Linked DNA regions of Homo sapiens: regions 2 and 3 are each linked to region 1. The links are chromatin contacts, found by Hi-C in ENCODE. All regions are on one chromosome and are shown on one strand. The core of a region is the stretch at or near the end of the contact, and the rest is flanking DNA. Distances in the headings are between cores, read along the strand shown.

Region 1 (3,182 bases), core at 563-3,062:
GTGAATTTGACTTAACAGGAAAAAAAATGTATCCTTCATTCTTGTCCCTAAAATAATACTAATTTTAGTTGGATCAACTGTGTGATTCTCAATGAAGATATGTTAAGTCAGATTAATCATGTAAATAATTAGCAGAAGAATAAAAGAAAAAGTCATTGTTTTTAAAAACTCTGAATAAATTGATATATTTAAGCCACTTTGTTTCTCAATAGTATATCAAATCCAATTCTTAAAAACAAACCTGTGGGGGCTGGGTGTGGTGGCTCACACCTGGAATCCCAGCACTTTGGCAGGTGGATCACTTGAGGTCAGGAGTTCGAGACCAGCCTGGCCAACATGGCAAAACCCTGTCTCTACTAAAAATACAAAAATTAGCCAGGCATGGTAGTGCACGTCTGTAGTCCCAGTTACTCAGGAGGCTGAAGCAGGAGAATTGCTTGAACCCGGGAGGCAGAGGTTGCAGTGAGCCGAGATCACGTCACTATACTCCAACCTGGGCAACAGAGCGAGAATCTGTCTCCAAAAACCCAAAAGCAAACAAACCCATGGATCAGATCTTACCTACCATGGATTTTCATTGGTAAATAAACTCTTGGTATTCTGTATCTGCAAGGAGTCATCTGATATGCATGTCTGTTTGTTAAACTAGATTTTACTACAGCTTTTTGGGGTTGGTTTAAAGACTGTATTAGCACTGCATTCCTAATTAACTGCTGACACAAATACTAAGGGGGCAAGAGTGTTGCCCACAGCTTGCCTGCAGTTACCAGGTGTAATTATGCACATAGTAGAGATTCAAATCAAGAATAAATCAGTTTCTGGAAACATGCTGTAAGCACTCAGTGTATCGCCCTGCCATTTCCCCCGTTAGCGTTTTTGAGGCATGCACCCAATAGAAGAAATAGCAGGTAGCTACTGTTTAGCTGAATTTAACCTCTGAAGATAAGCATTTCTCCATGTTGTTGGCCAAACATAGAATTTTCTTTTTGCTTTTCACATGTAATGGGAATACAATGATTTCTTCTCATTGCCAAATCTTAGCTGAAGGAAACCTCAGATAATTTTGAAAACTCTCTTATTTTACCAGTTAACAGACATGGCCTAAAACAGTGATATAACTGTTTAAAGTCATCCAATTGGTTAGGGAGGGCTAACCAGAGAAGCTAGGTTTTTCTCACCACACTACACTTTTCATTTGGGAAACGGGGAGTGTTCATGGTTTGATGAATCAAGTACAGTGTAGGGAGCAGACTGTTATGGTCTGTAGACATAAGTGGGATTCAATTTTCTTGTTTGTTGAATGAGAATTATGCTTGTTATGTTATTAGAATGTTTGGGTCAGGAGCAAGTTCTTTTCAAAATAAATAATTTTATTTTGGAGAAATAAAGCAATCTGGGGAAAATTGCCACTGGCCAGTCCTTTTAAATCAATTCACAGGGTCAGTAGACTCTAGTACCGAGGTTGGATATGCTAAGGATAGAGCGAGAGAAAGAGCTCAGTGACTTTTTCAACAACTAGAGTTACTTGCTTAATTATACTTTTTTTTTTTTTAAAAAAGACCTTCGAGGTACAGTATGAGCAGGGAGTAGGGTGAGGACTTCCCTCAGCACCCATCACCAAGTACTCTCAGGGCACCAGCAGGCCCCCATGAAATAGGTGCTGCCAGAAGCCCATGCCTAAAATTTGCTTGGGATTCATCTCTTCCCTTTCTTTTTTATGATGCTGAACCAGAGGATAAAAAGATAAAGAATTGCACAGCCTGGCACGTGAATGCTTCCCCACTGCGTGCTGCTGTTGTGGGGAGGAAGTAGCAGCCGCCAACCGCTGTTTTATTAATAATGAGGCATTCACATAAATTCCATGCAAAATTGATTTTTGACTGTTATATAAGAATCAAATACTAGGCTTTAAAAAGTAATTGAGAAATCTATTTGTAATTTACTTTGCCTATAAGAACCCGCTGTCCTGCCATAAACAATTTTACAGTATTTTCCCCCCTGTTAAACAGCTATTTTTTACACATCTGTTTGGCCCTTTTGCACGACATGCAGTCAGGAGGTGTAACGAATACAGGTTTGAAACAACATGTGGCCACCATTTCTTTCAGTTTCATCTTCAAGGGGATCTCTTGAAAGTTGTGATATCATTTTCATCACAGTACAAGTGAAGTATGTTAATGGCTAGTTATCTGACACTGGGTGTTGACTGATGAGTCATAAATATGCCTTCTGGTGGTAGGAAAGCATGATGACAAAGCTAAGTAATGAAAAAAAAAAGAAAAAAAAACCCAAACCAACGAACCAAAACAGTCTGTTTCTCACTTGTCTTTAAATGCCTTAAGGGCTATGGTCAAATGGAAAGTTCTGTTACAAAGAGTTTCTCTGGGAACCTATTCAATATTCAGCAGTCCTGTACATATTCAACTGTACCAAAAGTATTTAAAGTGTAATTGATTTATTTCTAATTTTTCTTAAGATGGAAATTAGATGGACAAGAAAAGTTTTAAAAGACATAGGTAATGTTACATATTTTGGCTTAACTTCTATTTTCTAAGGATTATTTCTCAGAAGAGAACATGCTTCTGTTCTTATTCTAGGACTTTTTTTTTTTCCAAAAGAAATCCCTTAAAAAGAAAAACAAATCCCTAGTATATTTAAAAAATCCATTCCCCACCATGATCAAATTAGAACATTTCCATCACCCTAGAAGTTCCCTTGTGCTCCTACAGTCAATATATTCCCCCAGCTCTTGGCCCCAGCCAACCAACTACTGATCTGCTTTTTGTTGCTATGGTTTTGCCTTTCCTAGAATTTCATACAGACAGAATCATAGTATGTAGCCCTTTGTGTTTACCTTTTTTCACTTAGCATAATATTTTTGAGATTCACCTATGTTGTCGAGAGTACTAATATTTTGTTGCTTTTATAGTAATACTCCATTGGATATACCACAATTTGTTTATCCATTCACTGGTTAATAGATACTTGGGTTGCTTTCAGTTTTGACGATTATGAATAATGCTGCTATAAACATTGATGTAAAAGTTTTGCGTGGACACATTTTTATCTCTCTTGGGTAAATATCTAGGATAAAGATTGCTGGGTCACATGGCTTGTATATGTTTAACTATATAAGAAATAGTACCATTTTATACTGTCACACAGTCAATGTATGAGAGTTC
Region 2 (2,787 bases), core at 270-2,769, 3.6 Mb after region 1:
CAGGAATTACCACCCTTTACTCATCAATCTACCTGCAAGCAGTCAGAGGCCCCAGACAGCCTCAAAGGCGGCATTCTATTGGAAGCTGTCCGAGAAATACAGGCTGAGCTTTAACAAGTCAGCACAAGCCAAGAGTTATTTACCAGGCAAACGTATCTTTGGAGGAAAAGCCACAAAAAAGCAGCAAGGCAAATAGTCAAGACGGAGATGAACTTCTTTGGCAGGTAAGTAATAACTAATACCATTTATAGTAGGCGTTTTTCGTGCCAGGCACTATGTTAAGTACACTTTCACGTCAGGTTTAATTCTTTGCAACAAAGGTGCTATCGTTATTCTCACTTAGCCAATGAGGAAACTGAGGCTCAGGAAAGCGAAATGGATTACTCAAGTCCCATGGTGGCTCAGATTTGAACTCAGGCATGTCAGGTTCCAAGACCAGCTACACATGGTTTTCTTCATCCGGAAAGCCAATGCCCAGCTCCACCGGGGCGGCGACTCAGCTCTGAAACCACGCCCCATCGCACCCACCCCCGCGAGGGTCCCTAACCCCTGATATTTATTTTAAACATGTCATTGTCTTCCGTTTCACCCAACCCCCACTCTTCTACCCTCTCCAGGAGCCCGACCCTACGTTCTGGCTTCCGTTAGAGCAAAAAGTAACGTTCCACTCAGAGCAACGTCCTGCAGCTAAGAGTAAGGCTGGGGGGTGGGGGGTGGGGGGTTGGGGGTTGGGGTGGAGGAAGTAGGAAACGAGCAAATGGTCGGCGAACGCTTTGACCCACCAAGCCCTTTAAATGCACTTAACCACCGCCCGGGACTACGGTCGCTTCACACTGCGTGCGCAGCCCAAGTTCTAGGAGACCGGTTCGCAAGACCTTAAACCTCAGACGCGCTGGCCCTCAGCGGTTAGAAGCGGACGCGTCTCTTGCCGGGCGGGGTGCGCGCCCAAGGGCCACCCACTGAGCGCGGGTATAGACGCGGCGAGCCACGCACTGGCTCCGAGTTGTGTGCGGGAAAGGGCTGGGCCGCTGCGGGACAACCTCCCAGGGGGCAGGCAGGCTGGCTCTGCCTGGCAGGCAAAATCGGGACCGGCCAGCGCTCCCGGCCGCTGTCCGGCCTTTGGCGGACGCACGTGCCTAGGGCTTTCCAGCGCTGCTAGCCATCCTGCAAACGACTCAAGTCTCCACGCCGCCCGCACTTCGGGTGCGCACGCCACGCAGGAACGTCCCCATGGCCCTCAGTTATCCCAGGTGCACAAAATCAGGGGCTTGCCCAAGCGGGCAACGCCTAGGCAGGCCACCAGTTAAGGCAGCGCTAGGCTGCGGAGTTGGAGAGGGTCGGCCCGCGCCCGCCTGCGTCCAGCACCCACCGCGCCCGCCCCTCGGGTTCGCCCGCCCAGCCCTCACCGGCACGCGGCGAGCGTCCATGCTGGTGGCGGGTGCCCAGATCGGCGCTTGGAGCGGGGAGAGCGGAGCAGCCGCGCGGTCAGCGGTCCCACAGCAGGAGGAGCAGCAGCAGCGCGGCTGGCAGGCTGGGCGCGCCGACCCGGGCCCGGAGGGGCGGGGCTCGGGCTGTCTTTCCCGCGTTGGGACACAGGTCCTGCAAGCTGTGGTAACGGCCAGACATGGCGCAAGACTAGGTGGCCCCCTGGAAAAAACACGACCCCCCTATATATTCTGACCTCAAAGGATAGCCTTGGGCACTCCTAAAATCCCCTTTGAGAAAGGGGGGCTTTAGGGGCTACGGGGACCACTCTCCTTGTGCAGCTGCGCGGTCCTGAGCGAGTGGCGCGAAAATGGTTCGTATTGCCCCGGGGTTAGCTGTCTGATTTGCAAGAATTTTCGTGGTGGCGGAGGAAAAGTGGAGTCTGGGGGGTAAAGGAGAGCAGCGTGAGGGTGGCGCGGGTCACGCACCATGGCGTTTAGCACTTTCATTGCTGCGTGCGGTTTACAAGATTTAAAAAATCATAGAATCCAGCACGAACTCCACCCTTCATAATCGAGTTCACCGCCCCTGGATGTAGCACCTCTTATCTGGGAACCACACCATTATCTGAAGCAATAAAATGAGTTAAATCCTGATCTTTCTTTCCAAAAAGCACAGGAAGCCGACTTGTTTACTTGTGGTTTTCAAAGTAGAAGAAAAGCCGCAGCAGCTTGATGAAGACGTCTATAGTATAGTTAACCTTTAACGATTATCTGTTGGGGATTGAAACTAAAGATTGAACAATTGTGGCTTGATGATCTTCTCTGTCTTCAGAATTGAGAACTACCCTGAGTCAGTGCGAACGAGAAAACTTTTCATTGCCCTTTTAACCAAACTTGGCATTACAACGAAAAAATGAAATAAAGCGAGGCTTTTTGTGTGCGTGAAGAGCAAAACTTGCTTCTACAAGAAAAAGTAAATTTAGTTTCTTTAGAAGACACTAATTATACTCTTAACATTTAAAACAAGCGCTTGAAATGAAAACATTCGCATTTCCCCCTCATTTCAAAACTTTTCTCTGGGGAATAATTAATTCCTTTGCAGTAAGAGAGTGCATGGACATACTGTGTTCCTCTCTTGGTGTACTGAATACAAAAACTGTGAGCAAGTAAATAATGCCCGAGGACAATGGATTGGAAGGAGTCTTCCAGCCTTTCTTAAATATACCTACCCAGTAATCACTCTGCCACTGTGCAAGGGACAAAGAGCTCAAGGTCTAGAAGGTGAGTGCCAGGAGGAGAGGCTATCGGTGGGTGGTGAAATTACGGAATTACAGGGCCCTCAGTAAGTATTTGTTGAATG
Region 3 (3,126 bases), core at 143-2,642, 4.4 Mb before region 1:
TGTCACAATCAGACATCTGTATGCTGTGTCTTATGATCAGGAAGAGAAAAGACAATGAAGCTAAAGAGGCCACCCAGAGTAAAAGAACGAAAGAGAGAGAGAGAAAGAGAAAGAAAGAAAGAAAGAAAGAAAGAAAGAAAGAAAGAAAGAAAGAAAGAAAGAGAGAGAGAGAGAGAGAGAGAGAGAAAGAAAGAAAGAAAGAAAGAAAGAAAGAAAGAAAGAAAGAAAGAAAGAAAGAAAGAAAGAAAACCCTGAAAGTTGTTTGTGTTCATTGAAATTTAAGATACGCCAAAGTGCCTCATTGAAAGAGAGAAAACTGTAGAAGACTGAGCAAAAAGCTGGTCTTCCTACTATATAATGTTGAGACTTTTTTTTTTTTTAATGTAAAGTGATTGTAATCACTTGCTCGAATAAAGAAATCTCATCACTCTGGCAACACACTTAACAAACTAAAGAAAAACAAATAATGGAAATCACAGCGTGAGAAAGCTGTACTTGAAATATGCACTTGAGTGTTAGCATCTCTGAACTTTCAGCAGAGTCCTGATTTCGAAGATGGTGACCCAGAGCATGGAGCAGGTGTGAGCCTGGTGACTTTTGCCATGTTCTTTTTTTAGAGTCTGCTGCTGGTATCACTTTTGTCTTTGCCTCTTTAGTCGATTTCCTCATTTGATTGGGTGATTTCTAGAACCTTCTCCAGCTCTCACATTGTTTAACCCTGTACGACAACCTCTTTGGGGTAGCTATAGTGTGACAGGAAACACTAGTAGAGGGGAATTCACCTCTGCTGACCATTGACCCACATTTCCATCCCCGCAAACCACACTTACCCAATACAATTCTCTTTTGCGGATAAACGAGCTAATGATCAGAGAAGTTGAGTAGCTTTCCTTACTCGGCTGAGGGACTGGGAAAGCTGAAAGTCCAGTCAGTCATTTATGGCCCCATAGAACATTTGCTCTCTCTATACCAGCATTAACATTTTATTTGACTTTGCCCAAAATTGTCTATGAAGATCTGATTTAAACAATCTTTAGATTACCAGAAATTCTTATAAAATTCTGATTTCCTCCTTTTGTTGCTGTTGAGCCCTCCATCTGATGTTCTGCTTTCCTGAGACGTGTTTACTTAAACCATTGAGAGTGTATGTTTCCTCAAAGACATATTTCTCCAGAGAAAGGCTGAAAATACTATTTTAAGAAAGCTATCATTTTCTTGAGGCAGGTGGATAAATATATTTATGTCTGCTTTTGTTTTTTACTCCCTATTATCTAAAAACAATACTCCGAGGTTTATGTAAATTAGAGTGAACTTTTGCAGAGGGAAAAGCCTTTGCAAGAAATACCGATTACAAGCTGCAGTTCTCCTCCCTGATCACGCCCCACCCTTAGCAGCTGCTTCTGCTTCTTCTAAGCATCTACATCCAGCACTGGGGCATTTAATCTTCTGGTTTGGAGCTGAACATCAGGGTGCAACCAGCCCTCCTACTATACATATGTAATAGAATTAATACGGATTGGAAATAAAAAGACTAGTCATCCCTCAGGCACTGTACTAGACATTGATGTGAACTAAACAGACTTGGACCTCTCCTGGAGGAGCTTAGAGTATAGGGCAGGATCATCCAGTAGCGTCCCCACACACCTTGTATGACTATTTAAACATAAATTAATTCAAATTAAATAGAATTTAAAACTAAGTTTCTCAGTCACACATTGGCCTAATTCAAAGGCTCAATAGTCACATATGGACAGTGGCTTCCCTAATGGACAGCCCGGATTTTAGAACATTTCCATCAATACAGAAAGTTGTAATGAACAATGCTGGTAAAATCTATCACTAGAAGCATGGAATAAAATCAAGGTTCACCTGCCAGGACAGTAACACCAAGTCAGTGCAGGAGAGAAATCCCCAAAAATGGGTTTTCAGGTTTGGCAGAGAACTTGGAAATAGATGTAAATGTACAGATATGCACATACATACCCAAGTTCAATATGTACCTGGATCTATTTCTAGAATTTCCATTCAGTTCCACTCATCAGTCTTTTTATCATGAGCTGGTGACACACTGTTTAAAAGATTTATAGTATAAAAAGATTTAAGTATAAAAGATTTATACTAGGTTTTAACATTTGTTATAACTAGTTCCCACTTACAGCTTTTCTTTTTAGTGTTTTTTTTTTTTTTTTTTTTTTTTTGAAACAGGGCCTCACTCTGTCACCCAGCCTGCTGGAGTGCTCACTGCCTGGCTCACTGCAACCTTGACCTCCCAGGCTCAAGTGATTCTCCTGCCTCAGCCTCCTGAGTAACTGGGACCACACTTGGTTATTATTATTTTTTTTAATGTTTTGTAGAGACAGGGCCTCACTAATGTTGCCTAGGCTGGTCATAAACTCCTGGGCTCAAGCAGTCCTCTCACCAAGGCCTCGCAAAGTGCTGGGATTATAGGCATAAGCCACCATGCCAGGCCCTATTCTTGTGTATGTATTTTTCTGCATAAACTTTAAAATAAACTTGTCTAGCTTCATAAAAACGCATGTTGATATTTTTATTGTACTTTTCATTTTTTCACATATTTTTGTTTGAAATATTTTTCCATATTTTAACCTGATTTTTTTTTCAGAGTATCTTTGGTTATAACATAGATTGCTATTTTTCTTTATAAAATGCAATTTTGGTAATAAATAATAAATTAATACATCCATGTTATGAATTAGTTTTCTTTTTTCATTTTATAAAATTTTAATTGAACTAAAACAAATATAACATTTTATACCTTTTTAAGTGTACAGTTTAGTAGTACACTATACTAAATCTATAGCAGAATTATGAGAGTTTTATATACCATCATTATGATAACAGTCTTATACTTGTATATATATTTACCTTTTATAGAGAGCTTTATATTTTCCTATGGTTTCATATGAAATCATATTATTTCATTGTTTCATTTTTCAATGTGAAGAATTCACTTTAGCATTTTTTTCTTTTATCATTACTTATTTATCTATTTTTAGTTCTGGGATATATGTGCAGGAGTGCAGGTTTGTTACATAGGTAAATGTGTGCCATAGGAAATAGTTATTTTCAACATCAAAATTATGTAAATAATATTTATTGAGCCTA

Evidence for each region. Hi-C counts contacts between places; a loop is a spot of excess contacts on that map. Pooled maps may share reads with other maps.
Region 2: a map with no recorded cell type shows a loop between it and region 1 (6-fold over the local background). The contact joins the promoter of CDCA7 here to the enhancer-like site in region 1. A Hi-C loop is called at or near these places in 2 of 37 single-sample maps with no recorded cell type and 3 of 50 pooled maps.
Region 3: a map with no recorded cell type shows a loop between it and region 1 (14-fold over the local background). The contact joins two enhancer-like sites. A Hi-C loop is called at or near these places in 2 of 37 single-sample maps with no recorded cell type and 2 of 50 pooled maps.

What each region holds. Positions count from the first base shown.
Region 1 is chr2:176,931,026-176,934,207 of GRCh38, reverse strand. No RefSeq gene overlaps it. Among named protein-coding and RNA genes, the nearest start is that of MIR4444-1, 280 kb to the left of the region's middle. RefSeq lists an enhancer at 2,009-2,308. Within about 2 kb of position 1,812, at least 4 of the 41 ENCODE cell types and tissues checked have a DNase peak (open chromatin) inside an H3K27ac peak, as active enhancers do.
Region 2 is chr2:173,353,604-173,356,390 of GRCh38, reverse strand. It overlaps CDCA7 (cell division cycle associated 7), which reads right to left and starts at 1,519. Exons shown (of 10, transcript NM_031942.5): 1 at 1,407-1,519. The coding sequence starts at 1,427. RefSeq lists a silencer at 1,308-1,577 and enhancers at 2,128-2,217, 1,520-2,475.
Region 3 is chr2:181,310,302-181,313,427 of GRCh38, reverse strand. The region is part of intron 3 of LINC01934 (long intergenic non-protein coding RNA 1934); the gene reads right to left. Among named protein-coding and RNA genes, the nearest start is that of MIR4437, 6.2 kb to the right of the region's middle. RefSeq lists an enhancer at 511-560. Within about 2 kb of position 1,392, at least 7 of the 41 ENCODE cell types and tissues checked have a DNase peak (open chromatin) inside an H3K27ac peak, as active enhancers do.